2 separate regions of the Homo sapiens genome follow, and region 2 is linked to region 1. A link is a loop called in an ENCODE intact Hi-C map of the cell type or tissue named here. Cell type or tissue: prostate gland. All regions are shown on one strand. Links, peaks and the distances in the headings refer to the core of each region. The heading gives the core; the rest is flanking DNA.

Region 1 (15,866 bases), core at 2,636-10,635:
ATTATCATCCCCATTTTTCAGAGGAGAGCAGAGAGGTCAGGCAACTTGCTCAGGGCCACACAGCCACCAAGCGGTAGAATCAGTCCTGGAATCCAGATCTGACCACCCCATTTCACTGCCTTGCAGGCAGAGCAGGGGCTACTCTGTTTGTTTTCTTGGTGCATAACTCAGCACCTATATGGTAGGATCCCAGTAGATCTTGGTGGAATTGATTCCATTTTTGCCCCAACTAACATGCCAATCAGAGATCCTTCTTCCAGAGATGAAAAAGAAGAATTTTCAATGTGTGCTTTTCTTGTTTAAGAACAAATAGTTTCTGCCGAGGTGGTTTTCAAAGTGATTGAAGAAGATTATTGGTCATCTGTAGCTGCAGGAGTCTCCTTGCTCTGCTATTTACAACTCATATTTGCTTAGCAAGCTCCTTTTTATTTTTTAAATATTTTTGAATTTCTATTTTTAGTTTTACTGTGGTAAGGATACTGAATATGGATCTACCCTCTTCACAGGTTTCTAAGGATAAAGTACAGTATTGTATCCATAGCCATAATGTTGTGCAGATCTCCAGAACATATGCATCTTGCATAACTTAAACTTTCACCCATTGATTAGCGACTCCCCATCTGCACTTCCCCCTAGCCTCTGGCAACCACTATTCGTTGCTTCTTTGAATTTGACTATTTTAGATACCTCATGTAAATGGAATTATGCAGTATTCGTTCTTCTGTGACTGGCTTATTTCATTTAGTAATGTCATCAGAGTTCATCCATGTTGTTGTATATTGCAGTTTCCTTCTTTGTAAAGGCTGAATAGTATTCCATCGTATGTATATACCACTTTAAAATTTTTTTCTTGGAGGTTAATATTTGTACATATTTATGGGGTACATGTGATATTTTGTTACATGCATAGAATGTGTAATGATCAGGTCAGGGAATTTAGGATATCCATCACCTCGAGTATTTATCATTTCTATGTCTTAGGGACATTTCAAGTCCTCTCTTCTAGCTATTTTGAAATATATAATGCATTGTTGTTAACCATAGTCACCCTACTGTGCTATCAAACATTAGAGCTGATTCCATCTAACTGTATGTTTGTACCCATTACCCAACCACTCTTCATCTCCCCACCCCCACCCCCAACACACACACACACACACACACACACACACACACATTGTTTTATCCATTTATCTGCTGATGGACATTTGGGTTGTTTCCGTGTCTTGGCTTATTGTGAATAGAGCTGCAATGAACATGAGAGTGCTATATCTCTTCAAAATCCTGATTCAAGCTCTTTTGGATAAATACTCAGAAGCGGGATTGCTGGATCATATGGCAGCTCTATTTTTAAGTTTTTGAGGACCCTCCATTTTGTTTTCCACAGCAGATGCACCATTTTGCATTTCTACCAACAGTGTACAAGGGTTCTAATTTCTCTCCATCCTTACCAGTTTGTCTTTTGTTTTTTTTGCTCACAGCCATTCTAACAGGTATGAGGTGATATCTCATTGTGGCTTTAATTAATTTGCATTTCCCTGATGATTAATGACATTGAGCATCTTTTCATATACCTGCTGGCCATTTTCCATGTCTTCTTTGGAGAAAGGTCTATTCCAATTCTTAGACTAGTTTTAAATTGAGTTATTAGGTTTTTTGCCATTGAGTTTTAGGAGTTCCTTATATATTTTGGACATTAACTCTTTATCAGATGTATGGTTTGCAAATATTTTCTCCTGTTCCATACTTTGTCTTTCTCTCTGCTGATTATTTCCTTTGCTGTGCAGAAGCATTTTAGTTTGATGCAATCCTACTTGTCTATTTTTGCTTTTGTTGCCTGTGCTTTTGGAGTCATATCCAAAAAAAAAAAAGTGTCCAGACCAACGTCAAGATGCTTTTTCTTTATGTTTTCTTCTAGTAGTTTTACAGTTTCAGGTCTTATATTTAAGTCTTCAATCCATTTTGAGTTGATTTTTGTATATGGTATGAAATAAGAGTATAATTTCTTCTTCGTGTGGATATCCAGTCTTCCCAAGACCGTTTATTGAAGAGACTGTCTTTTCCCCATTGTGTGTTCTTGGCACCTTTGTTGAAGATCAGTCGACTGTAAATGTGTGGATTTATTTTTCGACTCTCTATTTTGTTTCATTGGTCTATATGCCTGTTTTCATACCAGTACCATACTGTTTTGATTGCTGTAGCTTCGGGATACATTTTGAAATTAGGAAGTGTGATTGCCTCAAGCTTTGTTCTTCTTCACTCAAGATTGCTTTGGCTATTTGGGCTCTTTTATATTTCCAAGTGAATCTTAGAATTGTTTTCTATACTTCTGTTTTTAAAATGCCCCTGGGATTTTGATAGGGATTGCATTGAATCTGCAGATTGCTTTGAATAGTGTGAACATTTTCACAATATTAAATCTTCCAATCAAAGATCAGGAATAACACAAGGATCCCCACTCTTACCACTCCTATTCAACATAGTACTGGAAATCCTAGCCAGAACAATTAGACAAGAAAAGGAAATAAAAAGCATCCAAATCTGAAAGGAAGACATAAAATTGTCTCTGTTTGTAGATGACATGATCTTATATATAGAAAATCCTAAAGACTCCACACACACACACACACACACACACACACACACACACAAACTGCTAGAACTAATAAATGAATTCAGTAAATTTGCAAAAAACATAATCAACATACAAAAATCCTTTCTATTTCTGTGCACTATCTGAAGAGGAAATTAGGAAAACAATCTTACAATTGCATCCAAAAGAAATACTTAGGAATAGAGTCAACCAAAGAAGTAAAAAACTTGTACACTGAAAACTATAACATATTATTTTAAGACATGAAAAAAGACACAAACAAATGGAAAAACATCCCATGAGCATTTTATAATAGCATTCTAAGGACCTCTTTCTCCTGCCCAGGTCCTCAGCCTAACTGTGACTATGAGGGCTGCACACACAGGAGGGGTGCAATTATTGTTTATGGCCTGAGCAAAGGGTTGTCATCTCCCCATCAGCTGGTATCTCTGAGCCAACATGCCAGGCTGTGGGTCTGGCTTGTCTAGAGCCTTCATTCCCTGACCCTACAATGCTCTCCACCTCCTCCGCCTCTCCGTGCCTCTGTGATCCCGTGGTGTTGTTGTGAGGCTCTTCTAGGTTATCATTGAATGCCTCTCTCTGAGCCCCTTACTTAAAGTCCTTTGTTGAAAATTTCTCTGGCAGGGGAATTTTCTTTTCTCTCCTTTTTTTTTTTGTTTTGTTTTTTGATTTTTTCTGAGACAGAGTTTCACTCTTGTCGCCCAGGCTGGAGTGCAGTGGTGCAACCTCTGCCCACTGCAACCTTCTTCGCCTCCCGGGTTCAAGCGATTCTTCTGCCTCAGCCTCTCAAGGAGCTGGGATTACAGACGTCCGCCACCACGCCCAGCTAATTTTTTGTATTTTTGGTAGAGACGGGGTTTCGCCATGTTGGCCAGGCTAGTCTCAAACTCCTGACCTCAGGTGATCTGGCCACCTCGGCCTCCCAAAGTGCTGAGATTACAGGCGTGAGCCACTGCACCCAGCCAAGCAGGGGAATTTTCAACAAAGTTCCATGCGCCTGTTTTCCTCCACTTCCTCTCATCCTCTCTCTCCCCTGAACATCCCACCTTTCTTCTCTCCATCCAATCCCCCCAGCTCATCCCTACCCATAATTCCAACCCTCCTGTCTCTTTGGAGTCCAGCAGCCATAGCCAGAGGTCAGGAGTGGAGTAAAGGAGGAAGGCAGGGCGCTTTCTGCCAGGAATCTCCCATCTCTCTGTACCCACCTCCTGATCCCCACCAACCTCTCCCTCTGGTTGCCCCCTGGCTCTTCTCCCCTCCAGGCCCCAGAAATCCCATCTGCCCCTCCCTGCCCTTTCCAAGGGAAGGGCAGGGAGAGGGCAGATGCCTCTGAGGGGTGTCTCTGAGGGGTGCCCCCAAGGGACACAACTGGCTGCGCTCCTAGAGGAGGTGGGCAGGCACAGGCCAGGGAGGAGAACACAGAGGCCAGCAAGTCAGGCTTCTCAGGAAATGAAATTGCTCTGTGCAACAATGAGAGAGCCACTTTTTAAACTTTTTGCGTGAGTGTGCATTCAATTGCTCACATTGTTTTGGCTCCAGGGGAAATCTGACCTCGGAAAAGGCTGAGATGAAGCGGGTGTGGGTGGAGAGCCTCTGCTATTTCACAGAGTCAAGCAACACATTCTTCAGAGGCACCTTTCCAGGCGGACCATTCCTCCTTTCCCAAGAGCAGGGCATTCAGCTACCCAGCAGAGGCCAGGGCAGGACCCACTTTGGCCAGAAGTGACCAAGATAGTCTGTTCCCCAGGGGTAACAATGAACTCTGATGGGGAGCAGAGATTTGCTGGCTGGATCCATGGGGAATTATCTTCAGCCCTGCAACTTGAGAAGCTTTTACTACATTACAAACTCTCAGACCCCTTCTTCAACCAATTAAACCAAACTTCCTGAAAATGGGGTTTGCTCGGCAGGGATATGTAAGCTTTCCAAATGATTCTAATGTCCGGCCAAGGTTAAGGAACATAGTCTCAGCATCCTAGGTGCATTCAGTGAGCATCCACTGACCAGCCAAAAACCCTTGGGTGAGGGGCATAGCCTTAGGAGCCAGAGAGACCTGAGTTTGAATCCCAGCTGTGCCACTTACTAGCCGTGGGACTTTAACCTCATTCTTCCGTCTTTTGAAACCTCGATTTTCTTATCTGTAGCATAGGAATGAGAATAATACTCATCCTGTGGCTTTGTTTTCAGGCTTAAAATAAGCGAGGTGTTTCTGTGAAGCAAGTGGCATATGACAGCCTTGCAGGGAACTGTCAGTTTGTGTGTTGCTGTTGAATACAAACCGTGTTCCAGGCATGGCTCAAGAGAAAAAAAATCGCAACACAGTCAGCCCCAGAAAGTGAGGTCCATTCTCCCAACGGGGCATCCAAGGCCTCCATAAGCAAACACAACCCCTTTCTCCAGCCAAACTGCTCCACTTGTATTTCCATAGGTGGCCTTGCATTCCTCCCACCATGAGAACAATCTTTCTCCTCTTCTTGCCTGGCTCTTGCCCACCTTCAGGGCCGGGCTCACTTCCCACCGCCTCCTCACCCTGCCTGGATTCATTCCTCTTACAACATCCTATAGAACTAATGTCCACCCGGGGCTGTCAACGTCTGTCTCCAGATATGCTCTTTGCCAGGTGGCTGTATTAATGCCTTGTGACCCTTTCTTGGTTGCTTTTAAATCATTTCAGTCTTTCGTTGCTACCTGGGGACAGGCTAGGTCTCATCTGTCATGGAACCCCGGCTGCATGTTGCTCGGAGTCTGTGCTCATTCAACAAGCAATGATTTAGTTTGAGACAATGCTTCTTATTGAACTGCGAAGTTTCCTAGTAGTACCAGAAGGAGGGATATAAGTTGTGATCCTTCAGCGAAGAGCTTGCAATCCTCCTGAAATTAAGCAGCCATGAACACTTATGATGGATTGTAAGCTGGATGAATGTGGGGAAATGGAATGGGGAAGGAGGTGGGGAGCCGCCGGGGACAAAGGGCAGGGGAGCTGGGGCTTAAGGGAAAGTGGATTGTGGACAGGCATGGGGGAAATGGGGAAAGCCTCCAGGAAGGAGCCTTTGAGCCAAGGCGTGGGGGCCAGAATAAGCATGGCCCATCTGGGTGGTAAAGAGAGGGCCCGATGAGCGAGCCGTGGCCAGCTCCGGCTCTCACCAGAGGTGTTCTAGTGAATGCAGGATGACTCCAAGAACCTTGGAAAGGTTTTAAGCCAGAAAGCAACACCATGGAAGGAACAAAGGAGCATTCCTTTATTCATTCAACAAACAATGAGAAAAATGCTACTTCCTTATTAAACTGGAAAGTCTCCTGGACACATTGCTTGCTAGAAATGTGCTGAGATAACAAAGTCAACTAAATCTGGAGCAGTCTCTAGCCAGAGGAGCCCACGGGTAACTCAGTGCCCGGAGGAGTGCAGTGCTCCAAATAAAGCGTGGGCAGGAGAGGGAAGGTGGGAGCCCAGATGGAGGAAGAGGCGAGGAGGCAGGAGAGCCACCTCAAAGGGCATCCCGGCAGAGAGCAACTCCCCAGCTCCTGATTGCCTTTAAATTTGTTCTGACTGTAACGGTCAAACAAAAAGACTTAGCAGGAAGTGAAGGGCTAGAATGCAGCTTGAAAAATCAGGAGAACCTTTCTGCATGAACAGTTTATTCCAGCCCTAATCTTAGGCACAGACCCCGCCTGGAATGTTCCTCTGAGAATGTAGCCTTCCTAGGGCCAGGTACCCAGCCCCTGGGCACTGGCTTAGCATCGGAGTCCCTGCAGGGCCAGCAGCTGCTGCTATGAATACCCCAGCTTAAGCGACCATTCCTGTAACCTCCGCCGAAATAACTTCCCACCCGCTTTGTCCCCTCCAGAGCTTTCGTTCCCCTCTTCCGCTCAGCACACACAGTGAAGTTAACTCAGCGGGGTGACGCCGACCTACCCAGACCCCCACGCCCCAAACATACACACATAAACACACGGAAGCGGCCCCATCTGAAGCTGCCTGGATCCTTGACCTCCTCAAGATAGAACTGGAGTCTCCCACCCACCCCACCTCCACTCCCGACCCTCTCCCCAGCCCCCACCCTTTGACTGTTCTGCTTCCTTAGCCAGACTCTGCAAACTGAAATGTGAAATTTGAAGCCAGTGTTCCCCTTAGCAACCATGGTAACACAGGATCTGATAGAGAGCCTAGAGTTATAAAAATACCAGCTTCCACCAGACACTGGTTTCCAAAGGGAAACCAGTCTCCAAGCCAGAACCGTTTTTAAACAGTCTTAAAACTCAAGAGATTTCTAAACCAATCTCAACATGGCTCAGGAGGACATCTCTTTAATCCTGTTTTGGAAGGTGGTGTGGGTGCAAGCTTTGGGTATTTTCTCTGAAATACAGAGATTCAGAATGCATGTGCTCACGGGGGAATTAACTAGCCTTATGAAGGGTATATAGCAGGGAGCAGTTTTTCCTAATAAACATCAACTATTTGGCATTTTTTCATAGATTGAGCTGCCCTGCTGACCCCCAGTGAAATCTTCCTTCCAGTTCCCTCCCGGGGAGTCCTCAGCTCCATCCATCCTCCTAATTAGGGAGAGAGAATGATTTCGCCTATCTCCCCTTGCTTGAAAACAATTTAAATTCACAAAACCATTTTCCAGCCGGAATTCTACTTTAAGGCTTAGGTAGGGAGGTAAGAGATGGTGATGTCAAAACTTTTCTGCTCAGGACCAACAAGAAAAGTCCTACATCCCTGTCCCCAGCCCTTTCTCTCCCCACAGACGCACCCTCGGGCATGGGCCCAGCACGAGCTATAAATCCCTGTTCTCTGCGTTCCCTGCAGAGGGCACAAGCCTGGCGAGTGGGGGCAGTGAGGGCAGTAGGGGGACTCTCCCCAGGGGAGGGGCACCTTCCCAGCCCCCAGCCCCGCCTTCGCAGCCCTGGACGGCTTGCCCTCCCATCTCCTTCCCCCGCCTGCTCCTCCTCCTCCCTCTTATCTCCTGGGGCCATGCCTTGTAATTTTGAAAAATCTTCTGACTGGGTAATTAATGTCTGAACTTCAAGAGGCCCCTGCTATCTGCAGAGCTGAGCTGAAGGTGGGAGGGGACCGGCAGCTGCTGAAGGCTTGGAGGAGGGAGGGGGTGCAGATTATTTTTTCTGAGCTGTTTAATGGACGGGACTGGGGAGGATAGAATCGTACCTTGCCAGAGTTGTGGGTACAAGATGTATATGTACACAGGCACAAGCATCCGTCTAGATTTTTAAATCCTTTGGGGTAATCCTTTGGGGTTAAAATCACACAGTAGGATGCCCTCCTGCTCACACACCCTCACCGTCCCTTAGCAGTTTCCCAGCAGGTGGATGGCAGCAAACACTAGGGGAGCCAGGCTGGGGGACTTTCTGAGTGCAGGTCTGGTTGGGAGGACTGGTTGGGAGGGAGGGACAGTGACTTACACATTTCAGAGATCATAAACCGGGCACTGGGGGTGCAAAAAATGGCCATCAGTTACTCCAGGTAACTCAGAAGTCAAAATATAAGCCTGCCTGTTTCCCACCTTAAGGGAGGATCCAGGCAACTCTGCAGACGTCTGCAGAGCCCCCCGACCTCCGTGCTTCCCAGAGTGGGCCCCCGCCTTGCCCAGCCTCCGTGCTCCAGCACAGGTGCCCTCCATCTAGCAGTTGGGGTGCCGAGTGCTGGACCCACTGCTAGGCCCTGGGCATAAGCACGCTGGGGTCCCTGTCCTCACAGAGCTGCTGTCTCCTGGGGAGAGGAGGAGCAAACGGTGCCCTGCACTAAGAGCCGAGGGTGAATAAAGCACACACAGCTCTCCAGGACCCCTGTGGATCTTTCTCCAACCGACTCCAGCTCTCAGGACCTGTAGCTCAAATTAGCATTGATGATATCCACCTGCTGCCATTCTTGCCTTCAGATGTGAATGATGTTTAGGGAACTAACTTTTCTCCTCCCTTCTGTCCACCTCAAGACCAAGCCAGGCTCCAGCTCCTTCTTGATGGCTCTGCTCTCATTGCCGCCAGCACTGAACTGTAGGTCAGAGTGTGGGCGGGGCCAGGCCTTTTGAGAAAGAACCTCCAGGATCAGCCTTCTCTTGTAGCCAGGAAGAGGAGGGGAATGCTAGGGGAAGAAGGTGGGTTTCGGAGGCAGACAGTCTTCTGCAGCTTACCCTCTCTGGCCCTTGGGTAGATGTGTTAATTATTTTTGTTTGTTTGTTTGTGTTTTGAGACAGTGTCTCGCTCTGTCACCCAGGCTGGAGTGCAGTGATGTGATCTTGGCTCACTACAACCTCCGCCTGCCAGAGTCAAGGATTCTCCTGCCTCAGCCTCCTGAGTAGCCGGGATTACAGGCGTGTGCCACCACACCCAGCTAATTTTAGTATTTTTAGTAGAGACGGGGTTTCACTATGTTGGCCAGGCTGATCTCAAACTCCTGACCTCAGGTGATCCGCCCACCTTGGCCTCCCAAGGTGCTGGGATTACAGGCTACAGGCGTGAACCACCGCGCCCGGCCAGATTTGTTGATTATAAATTGACTTCCTCCCTTCCCTGTAGCTCACTGTCTGAGAGGTACACCACCCCCAAAAAACAAAGACATGAAATAAAAGGATGGGTTCACAGCATATTTTATATTGTATAAACTGAAGTGCTGCTTACTGGGAAAAAATGTGGAAGAACACAGTAGAATAAGGCTCAGGACCTTGGTTCACTCTCTGGGAGAAGGCCCTTCTTCTAGGTGCCTGTCCAGGGCTCTGCTCAGAAGTCAGTTTCTCAGACCCCCCCCCGACCACGCCCCAGCCTGTCCCCCCACCACTGTCCCCAGCCTGACTGCCTTCTCTTCATTGCCCTACTAGTGCCTGGCTTGGAGTTTTCTTTGTTAATCGCTTATTTTCTGTCTCTCAACTAGCATGGAAACTCTCTCAAGGCAGGGAACGTGTCTATTCACAGCTGTATCCCTGTGCCTAGAATAGTGCCTGGTATATAGCAGGTCCTCAGTAGATACTTATTGACTGAATTAAGGAAGTAGAGTGCCTAGACTGAGCAAAGCCAGAGACAATAGTCAGCCCTTCTAGAATTCATCTGGAATGATTTCTCAGTGGAGATAAATCCAGAACCCTTGAAGGGGCAATGTGAGTGAGCAGAGTGGGGCTGGCTGGTAGTGGTCCCTGGAGATGAGCTCAGAACGGGAAAGGGAAAAGAAACACCCCCCATCACCCCAGCAAGCAAGCCCAAAAGGGGCATTTGTGCCCACACTGTGAGTGAACCAGTGCAAACAGTGCTCTCAGCCTGCGAAGCTGCCTCTGTTCTGTCCCTGCCTTTGGTTAAGTGGCCTTTTCTCAACAACCCTCCACCGAGCTTCATATGAGATTCAGTCTGTCCAAAGTCAGAATCCCACAAACCACAATCTTTAGGAGAAGTCAGGAGGAGCTTCTAGCAAAGCTCCCTGGACCAAGAGCCCATGGGGAAGGGATTGTTGTGGGGGCCTGGGCACCTGCTGTACACTGTGACAGCGCTCAGCAGGGCCCTCCTCACTGCCCCTCCCATGAGGAACGGAGGAAGTTAGGAGTATGTGCAGGGGGCACGAAGGGTGGGAGAATGGAGTGGGTGGGAAAGGACACCCACAGTCACAGACCTTGAAGATGACGGAAACCTTGACAATTACAGCAGAATTCACCTATGGAGCAACATGGCCAGTAACAATATAACGTGAGCCACGTGTAATTTTACATGGCCTAGTAGCCACATTTTAAAAAACTGAAAAGGGAACAGGTGAAATTAATTTTATGCTGTCTAATATATCCAAATAATCACCATTTTAACGTGTAATCAATATTAAAAAGTACCAATGAGATATTTTTTACGTTCTTCTCTTTTGGTACGAAGTCTTTGAAATCCAGTCTGTAGTTTACACTGAAAGCAGCTCTCAATTTGGACTCAGGCACATTTGAAGTGCCCAAGACCACATGTGGCCTGTGGCTATTACGCTGGACCAGGCGGTCTGGAGGCAGCTTCTGGAATCCTCAGGCTTTTGGAGCAGTTCTGGACCCCTAAAGTAACTGGATTCCCAAAGTCTCAAAAGTACTTTTCATAGCCTCTCATAGCACCAGGCAGCAAAGGGGCACCATGAATACTAAAACCTCAAGCTCACAGCCAGTGTGCGTGTGGGGGCTGCCTGGCTGGAGAGCTCCCTGCAGGGTCTGGAAAACGTGGTCCTTCTTTTTTTTTTTTTTTTAAGACAGGGTCTCCCTTTGTCACCTAGGCTGGAATGCAGTGGCACAATCAGGACTCACTGCAGCCTCAACCTCCCAGGCTCAAACAATCATCCCACCTCAGCCCCCCAAGTAGTTGGGACTCCAGGTGTGCACCACCACCCCCGGCTAATTTTTTGTATTTTTAGTAGAGACGGGGTTTGCCATGTGGCCCAGGCTGGTCTCAAACTCCTGGGCTCAAGCAATCCCGCCTCAGCCTCCCAAAGTGCTAAAGAGGGGGAAAAGGTAGGAAAGAAGAAACACATAGAAAGGGAAGAGAAGGGCTGTGGCAGGGGTGGCCAGTTGCGTGACAGGGATAAGAGAATCCACGGATAGGGACACAGTGCTGGGCAGGGCTGGGCAGCTGCCACCCTCTCCTCACAGCAGCTCGACAGAAATCGTGGCCGAGTGTGTGGAAGGCACAATTAGCTCATTCTTGCATTGCCCCTTGATTACACAGGACTACCATTTCTGTAATTAAGACCTTCTCCCTTACTCAGAAGTATTGAAACATGAAAGTATTTGCTGAATCTGGTTTCCCAGGGTTAAAAGCCAGACTTAGGAAACGCAAACACACTTGTGGAAATGCAAACACACATTCAGTAATTAATTATCCTTTAATTAAGGCCAAAACCCTGCTGAAAACAATTAGCTCTAGAAATTGAACAGTAGGTACAGCTCCACTTTTTGCTGATTGTTCTTTCCTGATAGTCAGGAAGTGCTGAGTCTGGGGGGCGGAGGTGGTAGGGAATGAATTAGTCTGCCGCTTTTGGTCTGGACTGGACCAAGCTCTACTTTTTTTGGAAATGTTAGTCAGAGGAGAGTTTGAGGTGTGGGGAAGGGCAAAGAGGATGTGGTTTGGGCAAGGGGAGGCGAGAGGCTGCCCCAGGCTTGGATGCATGCCATGGGAAGTCTCAGAAGCTCCTGCTGGCCACACAGAGGTGGCTTGCCTGGCTGGAGTGGAGGGCGTGGGCCAGGGATTAGCTGACTGGAAAGCAATTAGATGAGGTGCGGCTGGCTGGGAAAATACCTGGAATCCCAGGGCCAGAGTTGAGACTTGCTTGGCTAACGCTGCAGGCGGGAGGCCTCGTGGGGCCTGGGGAGTGGAAGTGCCCACCAGTGAGGGTGGGAGGGTAGCCGTGTGGGCTGCGAGTCTTGGATGCCTCTTGCTGATGCGGAGAAGTGGATGAGTACAGATAGTGTGGGCTCGGAGGTCCTGCAGCCCTCTGGGAAAGATGCCCTCTTTCCCATTTCCTCTCTCTAAATGCCCCCCTGCCCCCGCCGCCCTCCACCTCTCCTCAGACTCCTTGGACGTTCCTAAAGCCTGCCTAGTCCCATCAGATCACCTCACCCCTTTCCTAGGTAGGAAGATGTAGGTGCACAGTGTCCCCCTTCCGGGGACTTTCACATTTTGAAAGGAGGGGTGGGGAGAGAAAAATGTGTGCCCCAAAGGAACAAAAAGGGTGCTTGGGATTTGGGAGGGGTAGGGAAGGTCACTGGCGCCACCAAACTCTCCCCAGAAAACACCTGCATGCTTAAAAGCTTACCTAGAACCCCCGAAGCCTGGCCTCTGGATGGGGGGCTTCCCAGGTAAGAGCCCCTGCTCTAGAAGTGGAATGTTAGGTTTTCATACAGGCAAGAGGGAAGGTCTTTATTGGTCAGAGGGGCCTTCCAGATCACCCTCAAAGCAACTGTGCAAAAGATTCCAAATGTTGGCCCAGCGCAGAGCAGGACTCTCTCAGATTCCAAAAGCCCCTGACAGCTCATTTTTTCCCCAGAAGGGACCCCAGCTCTTGCACAAACCCCTTCTCTCCCCTTCCCCCTCCTTTCCCCTCCCCTCCCCTCCCGTTCTCTTCCTTTCCCTTCTCTCTGTAGATGAGGGTCGGCAAATGTCTGGTATGAAGGGCCAGATAGTAAATATTTTAGGCTCTGCAGGCCAAGAGGCAAAGCCGAGTTTAACCACATCCCTGCGAGGTGTAGGGCGTGAGCAGCAGCATGTAACCAGGAGAGCAAGCGCCTCCACTCTGTCTTCATAGCGGAAAAAGCAGCCGTAGACGATATGCAAATGACTGAGAGTGACTGTGTGCCAACGAAACCTTATTTATGGACACTGAGATTTGAATTTCATATAATTTGTATATGTCACAAAATATTCTTTGATTTTTTTCCCCAACTACTGAAAAATGGAAAAAACTATTCTTAGCTCATGGGCCATAAAAAGCAGGCCATGGCCAGATTTGGCCGGTGGACTATAGTTCGCCCCTCCCTGATCCCGCTGTGTGGTTCTCAAGTGGGAAACGCTCCTCTCCTCCAGATGGTTTCAATGCACATTAAAGTTTGAGAGCCACTGTCATAAAGGAGAATTTGCAGTTTCCCAGGTGATGCTGATGCCGTCATTAGGGGGATCCCACACTGAATATGCCCAATCTAGTCTGACCTTCACCCTATTTTACAGATGGCAAAACTGAGGCCCAGAGGCAACGTACCTCTATCATATGAGCCCAGGGAAAGGCTTCTTTGTCTCAGGATGCAGAGCTGGGTGGTTTTCTATCTCTAGCCGCCTTCAGCGATCTGCCCTGCCAGCTCACACTGCCCAAGGCTCTAGCCGAGATACAGGAAATGTGGATGTGTCCCCCGGAGCCCGAGAGCAGCAGGGCTGCAGTGAGTCATTTCCCGTGAGTGGAGCTGGCATGCGCTGAGCCTTCCTCGTGCTGTCAGTTCGCTCCCTTCTGACCACTCCAACCTGCGCTTTAGAGGAACTCCCTGCCAGCTTCCGGGAAGCGAAAAGCACCCTCTGTGAGAAGGGAAAAAGGAAAGAACCAAGGTTTGCGTGTCAGACTTGCGTGATTTCAAATCCCATGTTCGTGGTACTGCCTGGGACTTGAAACAAATTCCTTCACTTCCTTGAGCCTCAGTTTCCATCAGTAAAATGAGAAAACAGCCCCTGCCTCTGCGGGGTTCCCAGAAGACCTGGAGATTAAATCTGTCCAGTGTCAGGCACACGGCAGGGAATTTTTATGGTGTCTTTATTGGCCATCCTGGCATTATGCATTAGCCACAAGGGTACCCAGCCTCAACCTCAAAAGCCACAGAAAAAGGCCACCTGATCCTCCAGACAACATGTGTGGCCATGGCTGTGCTGATGGTCTTACAGAGGCAGTCACTGTCCTACACTCCTGAGACATTGCCATTGACGATTTAGGTTGTGCTGTGTAAGGCTCATGTACTTGGGTCCCTTGGTGGCCTTCAGGGTCTGAGAACCCTGAAATTGTATGCAGACATCTGTGAACCTGTGCAGAGGTGCATTTTTCTGGGAGAGGTGCAGATTTTTCATCGAGATCCTCAAAGGGATCCATGCTCCCAAGAAAGCTAAGGATCCCACATCTATAAGCACAGTGCAGAAGGGAGCCCCAGACTTTCAAGGCATATTCCTGGATTTGAGAATCAGCTCCCTGACCCCCATGAGTGGCCTTGGGCACACTGGAGATCATCTGATCTCCCCCCTCTGGCGTGGTCCATAAAGCAGTGATGGGACTATGTGAGGATCAAGTAGGACATGTCAGGCCAGGTGTGGAGAGGGGACTGTGTGGGAGCTGTCGGTCATGGTCCCTTCCCACCAAGCCCCCCACCTGCCCTCACCCCTGACTTGGCTGCCCCCTACTCAACCTTTGGGTTTCCTCTGCAGAGAAGCCTGCCCTGATCACCTCATCCATCCAAAGGGGGCTCCCTCCCAGCTCCCTGTTTGCATTTGTCATTCTACCCCTCTGCCCCCCACTGTAGGTGGCCTGGGGACAGGCACCGGGCTGTTTGGTCCCCATGGCCCCAGGCCCTCTAGCCCATGAACATTTGCTGCAGGAAGGCACAAATGCATACCCCCGCCCTAGGAGCCACTGCCTTGGAGCCCACCCACCTCCAGGCCCCACCTCCCTCCTCCCCCAGCAGCTGCTTCTCTAAAGAGGCAGCTCCCACTGTGCTCTGGAGCATTCAAGATCCCAGCAACAAAGTCAGAGTTAAAAAGTATATTCTGTGCTTCTCCTGGAGCTGACGTGGTCCCATCAGGTGCCCCCTCTTGAGCACAGCCAGCAGCCCCCAGAGAGGCCCTGGGCTGCCCTTCAGGGTCCCCATGCTCAGCCTGGTCTTTTTCAAGGCCTGATTCTAAGGGCTGTGTGGGCCCTGCTTGCTCTGCCTGGAGGACAGTGGGGTCACCACTGGCATCTAGGGGACCCCTCCACCACCCTGCTGCCCCCTAAGATGCGTATGGGGCAGGCCCTCCAGCTTCTCACACCTCAACTCCAAAGGCCTGGGCGATTATGAGGCACCAGTGAGTGAGATCCCCAACCAACCCCATCACTTCAGCCCTCCAGGTCCCAACATCCCACCAGGTCCCCCTGGACTGCCAGCACCTGCCATTCCCCTAGAGGGGCAAGGAAGCAGGGTGGGAAGCCCCAGGAGACTGCCGTTGGTCATGCCCAGGTAAGGATTAGCCAGGCCTTCCTCCTCCACTCCTCTCCTCTTTGCCTGGTGCAGGAACAACCAGCTAGGAGTCAGGAAATCTGAGTTCTGGTGCTGGCTCTGCTGCCACCCAAGCTGTGCCTCTGGTTTCCTCCTGGGCACCGCACATAGATGCCATCTGTGAGTGTGTCCCCTGCTTAGTCCACATCACCTGCCATCAGCCTGCTGAGAGGGCGCCGGGGCCCAGTGGGACACCCTGGGAAATTGTCAGCTACTAGTCCTGCATCCCTGCCCACATTTGGGCTGTTTGTCCCTTCCCATCGCATAAGGAGCGGGGAAGGGCAGGAAACTGAGGCAGCCAGGGTTTGACAGCAAAGCCTGCACTGCCTGGCCTGGGGGCAAAGGAGTGAGGTCCAGAGGTTACGAGCTGCCAAGGACTGGGGACCTCATCTTTCTCCTCCTGGCTCCCATCCAATGCCCAGGGGCTGGGGGGTCTCCTTTCCCGGGGCCTCCCATACACACATTGGTAAAGGGAGGAACAACAGCCTCATGGTCTCGGATCCAAATCCTCA
Region 2 (15,866 bases), core at 3,032-11,031, 58 kb after region 1:
AGTGCTCGTGTTTTTGAGAGTGTGCGTCTAAGAAAAAAAAAATTGTAAGGATTTTGTGTGTGGGGTAGAATATGTACACGGAGAGACCTTTCTGATTCTGAGAGGATGTTCTTGTAGGTGGACTTGCTGATTCCGAAACTAAACAAGAATCTCCTCATCCTCAGGCCGGGGGCACCCAGGGCAGCCTGAGCAGGGAGAAGTTGCCCCGGCAGCCTCCTGTCTCCTTTCGAGGGACTGGTGGCGCCTTCCTGCCCCCTCCAACATGGACTCAGGGTCTTCGCTTCAAAGTGCTGAGCCGGGGCCTGGGAATTCCCACACACCCACCCCCGCCACCCCTGCCTCACCTGGCGGTTGCCTCAGAACCAGAAGCCACACAAATATGCCGCCGAGCCGGTGGGGCGGCTTTCCTGTCAGCGGCTGCCCTGAGAGGGCCAGATCTCCATTATTCATGGTCCTTCGGTGAGTGACACCCACCCCCTAACCTTGAGGGATTTTCGAGAATGCTGGCTGGAGGGCTCTGGGTACCCTGCTCAGGCTGGAAAAGGCTTCCCCTTCACACACTGGCTGGTTTCTCCAGTCGGCCCCCAACAAGCTGTGGGTGGCTTCAGGAAGCCCCTCCCTGGCCAGGCGAGGTAATGTTGGGAGACCGACAAGGCAACCAAACCCTATGCCCAAGATTCTTGACCTTTTGGGGAGGTCCCAGACCTCTCTGAGAGTCTGAGAAATTGAATAGATCCTTTCTCTAGAAAAATTCTCTACAAATTTTTACTGTAATGTCAGAAGCTTTTGAGTCCATTCCTCAGTTCCATATGGGTCCTCAGACCTTGGTTAAGGGCAATGGAACCCCCAACACCAAAGCGCTGAAATTGCCAAAATTATAGCCCTGGCAGCAGGAAACTCCACTAGAATCTCAACACATAGAAGATACTGGGAACATTCTGGTGAATGAACGTGTTCCCCACCAGCTGTGATGTGAGTGGTGAGCAGGCAGGACTCCCTGGAGTCTGGCCTCCACCACAAACAACTTTGGGACTTGAAGCTTTATTTATTCACTCAATGCTTCTTTTTGGTTTTGATTTTGGTTGGGTTGTTTTTGTTTTTGTGTTTTGTTTTTCTGGGATGGGAATCTCACGATGTTGCCCAGGCTGGAGTGCAGTGGCTATTCACAGATGTGACCACAGCACACTACAGCCTCGAACTCCTGGGCTTCAGCCATCCTCCCGGCTTAGCCTCCTGAGTGGCTGGGATTACAGGCTGCACTACCACACCTGGCTTCAGTGGTTGTTACTGCCTACAGACTTTGTGCCAGGCATGGCCATATGATGAGGATATAAAATAGATGTATAGACACATTTTCTGCCTTCATGTTGCTTATAGTCTAGGGTGAACGAGAAAATTAATTGAACACCTAAGTACATATGTAATTCTATGAAGTGGCCAGGGATTATGACTAAACCCCTAGGGCTTCAGTTTCCTCATCTATAAAATGAAGATAACTATAGTTACTTGCTAGTCTTTCTATGAGGATGAAATGAGACCACTTATGTTAAGCACTGAGCGTGGAGCCTGCACAAGAGGGAGCTACAGAAGGCATGGCGTGTGAGTGAGGCTGGTCAGCAGACAGAAGTGAGCCTGGCCACTCTGTGATGGCAGAGCCTTGGCAAAAACCAGGCCACTACCATCTTGACCAGCCTGGATGCTGGGGCTGGAAGGGTAGCCATTTTAGAGGCAGCCTCCAGGCCATGAACATCACTAGGCAGCAGCCAAGCCCTGTATGAATGGGGAGCAAGTGGTCAGAGTAGGAGGAGGCCAAAGCTGACCCTTTGAATGGCCAAGTTGAAGCAGGGGACTGGAATGACTTCTCAGCAGGGGTGGGTTTTAAGATCTGTGCCAATTTCTACTTCTGGCTACAGTAGACTAGCTTATATATCACACCAACTTTGCCACCAACCGAAAAAAGAGATAAAATACATTTTTAAAATTTGAATCTAGAAAGATGAGCTTAACATTTGGCCCTACTTTTCCCCTAAGCAGTAGCATGAAGTTCAGAATGTGAGCAGGAAGTGGAGACTGAGGTTTTTGCAACCTCCTGGAGTTAGAGAAAGAGGAAAGGGGAGAACTCAAGCATCTCCAAGTGGAGAGATGGCTTGTTTAGAAAAAAAAAAAACTGTCAGTTAGGACCCTTGAAGCACAAATCAGAAATAGGTCAGCCCTCACAAAGGTTGAAGTGCAGCTTCAAACAAACTTAATCCCACATGGGATTAAAGTGCGCTGCCTCTACTCTATCTCCCTTCCAGAGTCAAGAGTAAATCCTCTCTGGATTATTCAGAGCCTCAAATTATCTCTACAATCCTTCCATATACCATGTCTGGAAGTCAATAACATTTACCAGGCATGACAGGAGATAAGATCATATGACTGAAACTAAGAGGTGGAAAAAAAACACAGCTAATAGGAATAAACCTGAAGGAGATCCAGATATTATTATTTAAAATAGCAGACTTTAAAATAATTGTGATTGATATGTTCAAAAAAATTGGAGAGATAAATAATTTAAGGAGAACTGGAAACTCCTAAAGGTTATCAAATGGAAGTTCTAGGCAAATACAAAATACTACAAAAAATAATCATCATCATAATTAACAAGCAATGAATGGGTTTAACAGCAGATTAGATGTCACTAATAGAAGATTAGTGAACTGGAAAACAGGTCAGTATAAAATATTGAGCAATGAAGCACAATGAGAAAATCTGATAAAAAATAAAATCAGGGGCCAGGCACGGTGGCTCACACGTGTGGTCCCAATAGTTTGGGAGGCCGAGGCGGGTGGATCACCTGAGGTCAGGAGTTCGAGACCAGCCTGGCCAACATAGTGAAACCCCATCTCTACTAAAAATACAAAAATTAGCCAGGTGTGGAGGCAGGTGCCTGTAATCCCAACTACTCAGCAGGCTGAGGCAGGAGAATCACTTGAACCTGGGAGGTGGAGGTTACAGTGAGCCAAGATCGTGCCATTGCACTCCAGCCTAGGTGACACAGCAAAATTCTGTGTTAATAAATAAATAAATTAATTAATTAATTAAATCCGGGCACAAAAAGAGAATAACATTTTTAAATCCCTTAATTTACCCCCATAAAACACGGTATAAATGGTTTTGTATGGGGTGGGTGCGATGGCTTACACCTGTAATCCCAGCATTTTGGGAGGCTGAGGCAGGCTGATCACTTGAGCCCAGGGGTTCAAGACTAGTCTGGGCTCACTTGTCTCTACAAAAAACATAAAAATTAGCCAAGCATGGTGGTGTATGCCTGTAGTCCAGCTACTTGGAAGGCTAAGGTGGAAGGATCACCTAAGCCTAGGAGGTCAAGGCTGCAGTGAGCATGACTGTGCCACTGCACTCTAGCCTGGGCAACAGAGTAAGACCCTATCCAAAAATAAAATAAAGTAAAGTAAAAGGTTTCATATGTACAATATAGTATAGTGTTTGTATGTGAGCATAATATGGGATAATGGACAGTATGTAATAAAGACTACATATGCAAATTTACTTATGGCATTATTACATTAAAAATAAGGAGCTGGAAGTTTCATGCATTAAATGTAAATTTGATGAGACTCCATGGTGTATGAGACTCAGGGAGAGAATGGGCTTTGGAGGCCACTGCCCTGATCTGAAACGTGAGTAGGAGCCTCTGAGTAGTGGATTCTTCCTCATGCTCCTTGATCCACGGCACATGGGTGATCTCCCATTCCCCGCTGTGGCTCTCACCCCACTGACTGCTATGATCAGGCCCTGGCCTTCTTTCCATTCCTTAACCTGCTAATCTCTTTCCTGCTTCAAGGCCTTTTTACACACTGTTCCATGTGCCTGGATGCACTTGTCCATGCCCTTCTCACACCTACTTCTGCTCAGCCCTCAGGTCTCAGTTTATGTATCGCACCCTGTGTTTAGTGTATCCCCCCTTCACAGCAATGACTACATTAAGCAGTAATTTTATTTGTTTGTTTCCTTATCTCTCTTCTATGAATTGCCTCTGCTACTTAAAACAGCTCCTATAGAGCCCCGAATATTATCATCACCATTAGTTTGAGACTAGAAGTGCCAACACTCAGTCATTCACTCGCAAAATGCTTGTTGAGCATGTACTCTGTGCCAGGCGAGGTGAAGACACTGGGGCTACAGGAGGAACAAAACAGACAAACATTCTACTCTCATAGATCTGGAAGAGACAGACATAAACAAACATTAGACTTGTCAGGGGGTGCTGAGTGCAGCTAGGCAACTGCAAAAAGGATGTAGAGGATGAAAAAGAAGGAGAGGCCAGGTGTGGTGGCTCACGCCTGTAATCCCAGCACTCTGGGAGGCCAAGGTGGGTGGATCACCTGAAGTCAGGAGTTCGAGACCAGCCTGGCCAACATGGTGAAACCCCATATCTACTAAAAATGCAAAAAACTAGCCAGGTGTGGTGGCGGGCGCCTATAGTCCCAGCTACTCAGGAGGCCGATACAGGAGAATCGCTTGAACCCAGGAGGCGGAGGTTGCAAGTGAGCCGAGATCATGCCACTGCACTCCAGCCTGGGTGACAGAGCAAAACTCCATCTCAAAAAAAAAAAAAAAAAAAAAGGAGAGGTGCCACTTTATATGGAAGAGCCATCAAGACCTTGCCTATAAGGGGGCATTTAAGCAAAATGTTGATGGAAAGGATAATCCTAGCCATGAGGATTTCTGAGGGAGGAGCCTTCTGGAGCTTCAGAAGGGGATTTGTTATGCTTGGAAAAGTAGGAGATTGTGTTTGTGTTGATTTGGTTTCCAAAACAAATTGTCTCTTGTGATTTAATAATATAAATCAAAAGCCTTAAAATATGTGTACTCTTTGACCTACAAGTCCACTTAGGAATTCAGCCACAGGGAAAACAATGTACACATATATTTATGTATAAGGATATTGACTAAATAGGGAAGATAAAAAATATGGAAAGAATACAGATGTCCAACATTAAGGAAGTGGTTAAGTAAATTAAGATCATCCATACAATGGAACACTGTGCAATTATTAAAAAGATTTAGAAGAATATCTGAAGATGTAGGAAAATGTTCATCACCAATTGTTAGATAGTGATCTGTATCTATCCAAGTATCATTTCGAGAAGAAAAAATATATGTGTAGGAAACTTCAAATGCATACACATCAAAAGTTGACAGCAGTTATTAACAAGTGATAGAATTATGGTTAATTTCTGCCTTTTCTTTCTTTATGCTTTTCCATTGTCAGAAGTTTTTGTATTGAGTGCATACCTTGTTAACGTTGTAATTTTAAAATATTACTTAGTAAAGCTAACTGTCCCTAATATATATTCATTTATGCACGAAGAGGTATGTATTGAGTGCCTATTTGGTGCCAGGTGCCAGGATAATAATTTTCTAGTGATAATGAACAAGTAAATAAACCCACTAAGCCACTCTCATCCTTTGATAAGTGCCAGGAATGGGCCTGGGGGAAGGGGTGAAGGTCTGCAGGCTTCCACTTGGATGGTGGAAAGACAGAGGCTCCAGGGAGTTGTGAGGGTATTCTGGAGGCCAGAGAAGGAAGCTGTGCTTCCCTTTCCTGGGTGAAGTCAGAGGCCTGGCCAACAGTGAGTGGCAGGGGGTGAGAGGTTTCAGGAAAGTGTGAAGCCTTGAGGGACAGCAGATCCCTGCCACGCACACCAGCCTTGCCAGGCAGCAAGGACCCCACTTCGAGGTTGTGATCATGCACAGAAGGGGACCCGATCAGCCCGGCCACAGGGGTTTCTCCAGCAAAGTTCAGCTCTTGGGGGAAATAGCTGAGTTCAACTAAGGTTGAGATTCCCCAAATAGACACAGGAGAAGGAGGAAAGAGGAGCCAAAAATGGTGAGGCTGGAAAACTGTCACGACTGAAAGTCAATGTCTAGAGTTAGAGACCTGGGAAGGAAGGAGGGGTGGTCAGAGAAAGAGAAGCTTGACATCAGGGTTCAGAGGTGGTGCAGTTTCTGGTGGTGATGAGGGTACGGTATGACCCTGGGACTGTGTGACAGGATGAGGTGGCCAGAAGTGAGGTCGCCAAGGGACTGAGACATGGACAGTAGTCCCCTATGTGGAAAGTCCCAAGATGCTAGTGACAGAGCCAGCCTCCCAAGAGATGGAGGAGAGTGGCCAGGAAGTTAGGAAGTAACAGCAAGGAGGGGACAGAGAGAGTGTGTGGCCTGGGGCAGGGTGGTGGGTGAGCTTCGGAAAGAGCTGGGGGTTCCAAAAAAAGAGGGAGGAGAGATGCTGGAAGTACCAGTGGGAGCAGAAATGGCACCCAACCACGTGTTGGTTCTGAGATAGATGCAGAGTAGAGAAAACCAACCTCCACTGGGAAGGTTTCAGGGAAAGCACTGTCCTCGAGGGAGCGCCTCGGGTGAACACCCAGCACCATGGAGGCGAGCCACAGGGCCTTGGGGGCCACCGAGACCAAAGAAGAACTTAAGTTCTGCAACAGACTCAGAGAGATCCGCCCCAGGGCACAGCACCCAGGCCTCCTGCCTTCCAGTAGGGGCTCTCAGCCCTGCCTCCCAGGAGGAGAAGAGGCATGGCGGAGCGGGGGGGCCTTCTGCCTGACTCCAGAGGCACTGCTGGACCCCACAGAGGCTGAGCATGGCCTCCTGACTCACTGGCCCTAGATGACAGAACATTCCCTTTCCCAAACATTCCATTGTGTTTTAATGCAGTGCTGGACTTGTTAAAAGAGTAAATTTAGCTTTTATGGGAAGAGGCAGCCGGGCTTGGTCAGGGAGGCTAAGGCGGGCCAGGGGTGCCATGGCAACCCCCAGCCTCCCAAGATGGGCCTGAGAAGACGCCTCCTGGCCCCGGCACCTCCCCACTTTCCTTACCTGCCACCACCTTCCCTTGCCACCTCTCATCGTCCCTGTGAGAGGTGAAGGCAGGATGGGGTGAGGGAGAGGGGCTGGCAGGGAGAACAGGAACCCCAGGTCCCACCAGCAGTGAGACTGCATGAGGACAGCCCACTGCTCCTCCCTGGGCCTCATCTGTGAAGCGGGTAAAATTCAGGGAAGAATACTTTGCTCAGAGGGTGTTGTGAGGCCTTCAAGAAATGCTCACCCCCTTCACATACCCTAAAGGGCAGACCAGACAAAAGCAGGGCTGAGACTCCCAACAGAGCAGGGAGAAGAGGACCCGATGAAGTCCCAGGCCCCGGGCAGCCGCGGGGGAGCGTGGGTAGGTAGGATGCTCTTTTGTCCATGGTGAGTGTCCTCCTGACTCCAGCACTCCTTGGTTTGCTCAGTCCTGATTCTAGGGCCAGTCAGGGCTCAGCATGAGGGGCCCAAGAGTCCTAGGATTCCAGAGCCTCAGAGGGAGCTCAGAGGAGTGTTACGTGTTAGCCAGGGTGCCCAGATGCCCCCACAAGATGGGATCATGCATGCAAGGATTTTGTTAGGGGAAACTAGGTAAAAGAATATGGGGAAGGAGATGGCAAAGTCTGGGTGAGCCCTTACAGCTGGGGGCACATGGGGCCTGAAAGTTAAAGACTGGGCCAGGCACGGTGGCTCACACCTGTAATCTCAGAACTTTGGGAGGCTGAGGTGGGCAGATCACTTGAGGTCAGGAGTTTGAGACCGGCCTGGCCAACATGGTGAAACCTCATCTCTACTAAAATACAAAAAATTAGCAGGTGTGGTGGCACGCGCCTGTAATCCCAGCTGCTCCAGAGGCTGAGGCAGGAGAATTGGTTGAACCCAGGAGGTGGAGGAGGCAGTGAGTCGAGACTGTGCCACTGCACTCCAGCCAGGGTAACAGAGCAAGACTCTGTCTCAAAAAAAAAAAAAGAAAGAAAGAAAGAAAGAAAGAAAGAAGAAAAGAAAGAAAGTGAAAGACCAAGGAGGAAAGGCCAGGTGAAAGTATCCTAGACCGCTGAGATCTAAGGAAGGTGGGCAAGTCCACCTAGAGTCATTGAGCCAAAGCCAGCCCCTGGGAGTCTGGTGTTTTCCAGCAACCAGCCTGCCTCAGTGTCCCTGCCAGGCTGAACAGCAGCCTGTGGGCTGGGATCAGCCTGCAGGACACACAGCCAGGGGGCCCCTCAATCAGTTCTGTTCCCGTGCTTAGTCAGAAGATGCCCATCCAACATCTCCTCCTTTTCCTGCAGGGCCACAGGCAGCAAGATCAGCCTCTCTGTGCCTCCCTTTCCTTGGCAACAAGGCACCCACCTCAGAGGGAAGGAGTGAGGAGTCTGTCACTACTAGCGGAGAGCAACTCACAGGGCCTAGTTAGTAGGTTTGCACGTGGGGGGTCCCCCTTACTCCTGAGGTTGACACACACAGGAGTTCTCAACTAGGGAAAGAAACGAGCCCCTGCATCTGCTGCTGCTGGCAGGGGGACACACAGACCTCTCCCCTTCTCCCATCTCTTCTCCTCCTTTCTTACTACCCCTCTTCACCATTTCCTATCAGAGCATCTCCCAGACTGGCAGCCACCTCCTCTGGGAAGCCTTCCTGGCCTTCAGCCACACAGCCCTCTCCCTCCTTGGAATCCCACCACCCAGGAAGGTACCTCAGTGGTTTCAATGCCTCATCCCTGCTCAGCGTTGAGCTCCTGAGAGGCCTGTCCTGCCTTCTACCTCCCTGAGCACTGGCAGAGCACACAGAAGTCCCTGGATTGATGGGCAAGTCCTCGGAATGCCAAGCCAGCCATTGGGCACAGCCTGCTGCGGTGGGGGCAGGGAGAGATTATTTATAGGCCCTGATTCTATTAATTAAGTTCATTGCCTGCCTCGTCTGCTTCCTGAGCCTGTGTAAGTGTTCCAGTCTGCCCTTTGTACGCACATGACCTCAGAGCAGGTGAGCAGGACTGGAAGGTGAACTGAGGGCCAGGCGCTTAACCCAACTAGCGGCATCTCCAGGCCGCGACATCAGGCGTAGGGACTCGACTCTCCCACCTGAGGTCATGAGGCCTGGGGAGACAGGCCCCACCTCTCTAAAACATCTGCCCTTGCCGGAATGAGATGAGGGTTAGGCTGCTGGACAGTGGGCCCTACTTTCAGGATGAGGTGAGAACCCCACCTCTCCCATCCTCTTCCTGTGGGAATAGGGCCAGGGCACACGCATGGTGCTCCTGGAGCAGAGGGCCCCAGGGGAGCCCTTCCTCCCCCACAAGGAGCCGCAGGCCTGGGCTACAGGGACAGCACCTCATGCTTTGTAGTTCCTTTTCACATCTGTCACCATGCAGGCCCTGAGACACTCCTGGGAGAAGGAGACAATACTATTGTTCCCACAGTGCAGAAAAGGAAGCCGGAGCGCAGAGAGGGGAAGTGTTTAATCCAAAGGCACAGTTACTAGGAGATTTGCACCAAGCTTGGAATCCTAGGCTCCTTCTGCTGCCCGCCACCTGCCGGGAGAGGCAGGACGGGGCTGCTCGCCGGCACCCCTTTCCCTCCCGGCAGCCCCGCACGCACGGCTTTCCTCTGGGCCTGTTTCCTCAGGTGTGAAATGCTGGTGGCAGCACCTACCTTACAGGCATGCTGTGAGGCTGGCACAGAGGGGGCTGTCATAGAGAGGGACATCCGCACCTTCCCAGTAAGAAGACCTCTCTCCGCCCCCCTTCTCCTGAGAAGCTCTGTCCTCCCCTCAGCCTGTCCAGCCCCCCAGCAAGGGGTCAAGTCCTGGGCTGCAGGGTGGAAGTAGAGCTGTTCTTCCAGCAACCCCATCACCCAGCTAGGAACCCCCAGCACACACACAGGCGTGTTTGAGCACACTAGCTGCATTCAGGGCTGCTGAACAGGTGTGGCCCACAATTGAACGTGTGCTGAGCCCTTTGTTCCATGTTCTGGGGAGAATCAGGTTCACAACTGTCTTAGCCCCTTGTGTGCTGCTGTCACAGAACACCTGGGAGTAGGGGATTTATAAGGAACAGAAACGTGTCCTCACAGTTCTGGAGACTGGGAAGTCCAAGATCAAGGTGCTGGCGGGTTAGGGCCTGGTTTCTCTGCTCCCAAGACGGTGCCTTGAACACTGCATCATCTGGAGGGGAGGAATGCCGTGTCCTCACATGGCAGAAGAGCAGAAGAGAGGGGGAGCCCACTCCCACAAGCCCTTTTTATAGCGGCATTAATAACACATGAGTTTTGGAGGCGGCAAAAACATTCAAACCATGGCAACAACCAACCCATTGACCTGCTGTGCCCTCAAGCAGGGCCTCTGCTCCACTCCCAAGGCCCCCAGCATCCCTGCCATGCCCCCTCACCTTTCCCCACAACCTGGGTTCTCTGACCTAGCCAGGTACAAATGGCTTGGTCTTTTCCCAAGGCCACAGCCGTCGGATAAATGCACCTCTATGGAAACAGAAGTATGTTTTTCAGGGAGGCCTGACCTGAAGACAAACTAAGTCTTTTCCTCCTTTCTTCTCCAGGGAGAGTCTGCCTCTCCCTGCCTGTGTGACCTTGGGCAAATCACTTCCCCTCTCTGGGCACAAGGAGTGCTGTCCACAAGCTCCCTGCCCCTGTAAAGAAAAGCTGGGGGCTTGGTTTGGGAGTCCTGGAGGGGGTTGGGAGGGCCTTTCCAGGTCTCTGAAAGCCAATTTCTTCCTTCTGTCAAGGGAGGGGGTGTGAGCCCTCTCCAAGGCCCTAGGGGCCCCTGCATTCCAAGCCATCTCAGCCCTAAGATCCGTGTGGACCAGAGGCAGTGGGAGAGGGGAGGATGGGCGGCCTGGCCTGAGAACTGCATGGCTTGCCAGCTCCCTCCTGCTTTAGCAGGGCCGGCCTCCCGGGGGAGGGGCTGCCATCTGACCCGCTGGCTCTCTCCAGCTGGCGGGAGGCGTCTCGGGCGTTGGTTCCCAGGCAAGGTCAGCAGGGCCCATCCATCACCGTGGCCTCCCTGCTCCCCATCAACCCACCTGCCGCGCACTCTGCACCCTGCTCCTGCTGCCTTCCTGGGGCCCGACCTCCCCAACTCCATCCGAGCCTCCCCACATGAGGCCCAGCCTGGGAACAGTCCCAGAGGGCCCCCCGAACTGTGACATCTACAGGTTGGGTCACCCCTCGTGCCTATTTCCTGGACCACCTGGACCACTGCCACCCACTCCACCCAGAGAATGTGGGCCTCAAACAGCCACAGTGGTTTGGCTCTCCTGGACCCTCCTTGGCTCTCCCTGTAGTAACAAAGTCCCCAAAGAGGACTTTGTTTGCCTCAAAGCATCCACCCAGCCTGGCTGGGTCCTTCTGCCATGCACTGAGCTGCTCCAGCGGCATTAACATAGAATCAATGAAGCCCAATTACGCCTGGTTTCAGCGCAGCCGCCCCTCCTGCTTGCCCCTTTTTCCTGGCCACTTCTTATTCCTGCAGGGTCTCAGGCACCCTAACTGCCGGCCTCCCCCTCTCTGCCCTGCCAGCAGCTCCAGATCCCAGAAAGCCCTGCTGGGGCCCTGCTGTGTCTCAGTTTCCCCAGTGTCTGCCACTCATTGCTTGTTGAATGAATGTGTGAGTGAGTGCATGAATAAGTAAACCAATGAAGGGGGACATTTGCATCTCAACAGTTTTGGCACAAGGCCTAGGCCCTAATAGAAAGAGACTGCAGTAAGCCTCAAGTCAAAGTAATGAAACACCAGGGAACTGAGTGGACCAGGACTGGCAGGGCACTGAGACATTTGTGGGGCGTGGGGTGGTGAACAGTGGCCTTGGGTCTGGGTGGGGGGCACGCCACAGGGTTGAGACACTTAGTTTCCAGACCCAAAACTACTTGTAGTTAGGCATCGGGTATGTGCCGCAGAAGTTCCGAGTCTGCGTAGAATGTAGCCTTGGGAACCATCGGGGCAGCGTGCCTCTCCTCACAGGGGGCTAGGAACCATGTTTTCATTTTTTCCCACCAGTAACCCTGTAAGGCAGACCTGCCTATCTCCATTTTACAAATGAAAGAATTGAGGCTCAGAAAAGTTACTCTACCCAGGAGCACTCGGTGAGAATGTGGTTGAGTCAGGATTTGAACCCCAGGTCTCACCTCACTCCAAAGCCATTCCTCTTTCTCCTGAGCCTCATTGCCTTCTGCCTCAAATACAGTCCTCCTACTTCTGGCTTCTCCCAGTGACCCTGAGGGCAGTGAGAAGTGGCTGAATGTGGCCACCGAGTCTGTGGTCACCCTCCAGAGGAGATCTGAAAGGGCCAAGCTCTCTGACCAGCCCCCTGAAGCTGTCTCTACCTTGGCCAGCCCAGGGCCCTGTGACCTTCCCAGTCAGATGCATAGAAGATCCCCAGCTGGCAGTCAGGAGGCCCAGGTCCTCATCTCAGCTTGGCTGCCTGCTAGCTCTGAGCCCTTCCAGCTCTGCTGTCTCTTGAAACCATGACAACACATTTGCAGGTACAGACAGAAGACAGACAGACAAGGCCAGGCGTAGTGGCTCATGCCTGTAATCCCAGCACTTTGGGAGGCTGAGGTGGGCTGATCACTTGAGGTCAGGAGTTCAAGGCCAGCCTGGCCAATATGGTGAAACCCTATCTCTACTAAAAATATAAAAATTAGCTGGGCGTGGCGGCAGGTGCCTGTAATCCCAGCTACTTGGGAAGCTGAGGCAGGAAAATTGCTTGAACCTAGGAGGCAGAGGTTGCAGTGAGCCGAGATCACACCACTGCACTCCAGCCTGGGGGACAAGAGCAAACTATCTCAATAAAATAAAATAAAATAAAATAAAATAAAATAAAATAAAATAAAATAAAATAAAATAAAATAAAATAAAATAAAATAAAATAAGACAGACACACACACACACACATACACACTTTCCTTCTGGGCCAGTTAGGGTTGCCATTTTCTTAGCTACCCAAACTCAGCCCAATTATGTGGCAAAAAAAAGTGGTCTCTGGGCACCAAAGGACACCTTCCCAACCCAGAAGTCTCAGCCTGGCACACCCTCAGGTAGTGACCCCAGGTCACCATGAATTCTGGAAAGCTCATGTCTCTCAAGCCAATTCTAAACTTTTGAATTTCACCTCATTCCTTCATTCATTGACCATCTCCTGAGCATCTTCTATACCCAAGACTCCAGGCAGGGAGGCAGAGGACCTAAAGCCAGGACTCTGCCTTCCCAAGCTCCCCGCATGGGAGGAGGGGGCAGGAGGCCGGCAGTCTGGAGTCAGATCGCCTGGCTTCAAACCCCGGCTCTGTGAGACCTGGGGAGTCCACCTAACCTCACTGGGCTACAGCATCCTCATTTGCAGAGCTAACACTTACATTTTACTTCATTTCAATATAAATGGTTTTAAAATTTTTAATGAGATCATGAACATAAAGTATCTTCCCCCAGACCTAGCGTGTCATGAGTGGTCAATACAGGTTGGTCATCAGCAGGTGAACACGGCAGGGGAATGGGCCCCAGGGCGGCCACCCATCAGGGCCCAGCAGAGCAGGGACAGGGCTGGAAGGACCCTGGCACTGTGTCTATGAAGGGTGCTGAAGAAGGCCCCATCGTGGAGGGCAGGCTGGGACAATGACCACTCAGAAAGGCACAGCTGGGAGTGTCCTGCACCTGGGCCCTGACTCCCTCGTGCACACTCTGACGTTCAATCCCCGCTGGATCCACTGACTGAGGCTCTGGAGCTCCCTGGGGCTCTCTGAGGGCTGCTCTCCCATCAGGAACATGCATTGACCTCACCTCCTCCAGCCAGACTCTCACGGGTAAGAGAGGCACAAAGCCATGTGCACACACACAGGGCTGGGCGCCCGTGAGGAGGTGGGCCCTGATTTGGCAGGTGTGCATGAGGCCCCCTCCACACATGCATGCTGGTGCGGGTGCCAGCACGGCCACAGTGGAGGGTAAGAACACACTTCCAGGCGGCACTGCCAGCCCTCGCCGTGTTCCAGCTTGTTGACACCGTGATGGCATAATTACAGTTTCAATCGCAGATTAATAATAAGTCATTTTTGCAAACGAGGAGGCAGGTCTGCACTGGAAAGGGCCCCAAAGGGCCTGTCGCCTCTGCTATCTGAGGCTGCTGGCCGCCGTTTGATGTTTTCTGCCGAGTAGAGACTTTTCTAAGGACTATCATAATAACAACAACCACCCAGGTAATAATATCCTTTCATATCCCTGCCTGCCCCTTTCCTATCCATGGCCTTCTGATGGATGGAGGTGATGATGGAGTTTGCTTCAGAGATGGTATCTGGCGTGTGTGTATGTGTGTGTGTGTGTAAGAGGTGCCTGTGTTAAGATCTAAGTGCAAATGCTCAGTCACGCTGATGTGTGTCTGAGATGTCTGGGTGTGAGCATTGTGTATGTTTGGAAGTATGTGTGTGTTTCCACGTGTCTTTAGCAGTGCCAGGAGGGTCCCATCCCCGACAGAGACCGAAGCCCCTCGCCTCTCCCTTCTTCACCCTTAGGGGGACTGTGCTGGAAGATGGGGGTGGGGGACAGAGGTGCTCCCAAAGAGAGCTTTGGGGTGCAGCAGGGATCCTGGCAGGGACCAGGACAGCCCGGCTCCCTCTGGGGCTCCCAGGTAGGGCTGAGAACCTGCCCTCATGGCTCTGTTCCGAGAGGGGTTGGCGAGGAGCTAATAATAACAACAGTGACAATAACAACCACGTCCGTGTGTTCTGAGCTTTCTTTTCTTCTATTCTCTTTTATCTTTGTGATCTCTTTTGATCCCCAGTACCTCCCTGAAGGGAGGGCGGGCAGGCCTCTTGACTCCCACTGGCCCCAGTGGAAACCGGGGCTCAAGAGGAGGGGACCTGCTCAAGGGGACGCACAGTGGGTGAGAGACGTCTCCTTGGTCAGATCCCAGACGCCCTGTGTGCTGGCCTGGAGTTCTAGCCCTCCTCCAGCCTCCTACAGGGCTCCACCTGACCCTTCACGCTCTCTATAGCTGCCTGGGCCCCAGGCCAAGGGGCAAGCAGGGTTCAAAAGACCAATTCATGTTTTCCAAATTCCCTTTGAAGCCGAAAGGATGCCTGCGCCCATGGGATTACAGTGTGGCTCTGCAGGCTGGACTCCGGAGAGCTGCACAACCTCGGGCCAGCCTCTCTAGGCCTGGCCCCGCACCCCTGCTTCAAGGCAGACCAGTCACGCTCATGCAGCTGGGACCTGGCTCCCTCATAGGACGGCGACTCAGTGAGCTCATTCCCCATGGCCAAGCCTGCTGCAGGTGGTTTTAACAGCCCTGTGGGTGTGGTCCCGCCCAGGCCGGCTGCCCGCCTGGCACCCTGGGCAAGAGCAAAGGGCCCCAGAGGAGGCGAGTGGCCAAGATGAAGGCCAGGAGAAGGTGCTCACACACACTTGGCCTCCTGCTGTCCAGCCCCGCCCCATCCCCGTTGAGCCCCTGGCTCTGTCTTGGGTCCCAGTTACCTTGCATCTGACAGTCAGGCCTGGTGTTTGCTTCACTAGCAAAGGGGCCGCCATGCTTTCCTCCTGTTGAGCTGCCTGACTGCCGCAGGCAGTTAAAGCAATTGGAGGCAGCGTCTAATTACGCCCAGGTGGAGGGCCCTGGGAGGCAGGTGGGAACCATCGCTGATAGAACAAATAGAACAGGCCCATTTCTCAGCTAGGGAGACTGAGGCGGAGCATCCCTCAGTGATGGAGGATGAGTCAGGACCAGTGCTTGCCCTGAGCAGCCCCTCTGCTTGGCCCCTGCCCTGGGGCTGGGAGGCGGGAGTAGGAACCCAAGCCCAAGCCCTGCTTAAAGGGCCCACCAGGCTGGGCGTGGTGGCTCACACCTGTAATCCCAGCTTTTTGGGAGACCGAGGCAGGCAAATCACCTGAGGTCAGGAGTTCAAGACCAGCCTGGCCAACATGGTAAAACTCCGTCACTACTAAAAATACAAAAATTAGCCAGGCATGGTGGCGCCCGCCTGTAATCCCAGCTACTCGGGG

Evidence for each region. Hi-C counts contacts between places; a loop is a spot of excess contacts. Peaks named below come from ENCODE experiments on the same cell type or tissue, not always from the same donor. Only the 100,000 strongest peaks of a DNase experiment are listed, where the experiment ranks them.
Region 2: a loop joins it to region 1, with 1.9 times the contacts of the local background. A loop is called at or near these places in 7 of 110 quality-filtered maps.

Annotation. Positions count from the first base shown.
Region 1 is chr18:48,821,364-48,837,229 of GRCh38, forward strand. All of the region lies in intron 10 of CTIF (cap binding complex dependent translation initiation factor), which reads left to right. CTIF-AS1 (CTIF antisense RNA 1) reads right to left here. Exons shown (of 3, transcript XR_935449.3): 3 at 1-13,636. Among named protein-coding and RNA genes, the nearest start is that of CTIF-AS1, 13 kb to the right of the region's middle. RefSeq lists enhancers at 11,311-11,974, 14,437-15,337, 15,338-15,866 and a silencer at 11,575-11,869. In prostate gland, for the core only: no CTCF peak of the experiment used is centred there; DNase peaks (open chromatin) are centred at 6,746 and 7,427; H3K4me3 peaks cover 613 bases; H3K27ac peaks cover 2,312 bases.
Region 2 is chr18:48,878,834-48,894,699 of GRCh38, forward strand. No RefSeq gene overlaps it. Among named protein-coding and RNA genes, the nearest start is that of CTIF-AS1, 45 kb to the left of the region's middle. RefSeq lists enhancers at 14,320-14,829, 15,338-15,845. In prostate gland, for the core only: no CTCF peak of the experiment used is centred there; a DNase peak (open chromatin) is centred at 6,668; H3K27ac peaks cover 1,433 bases.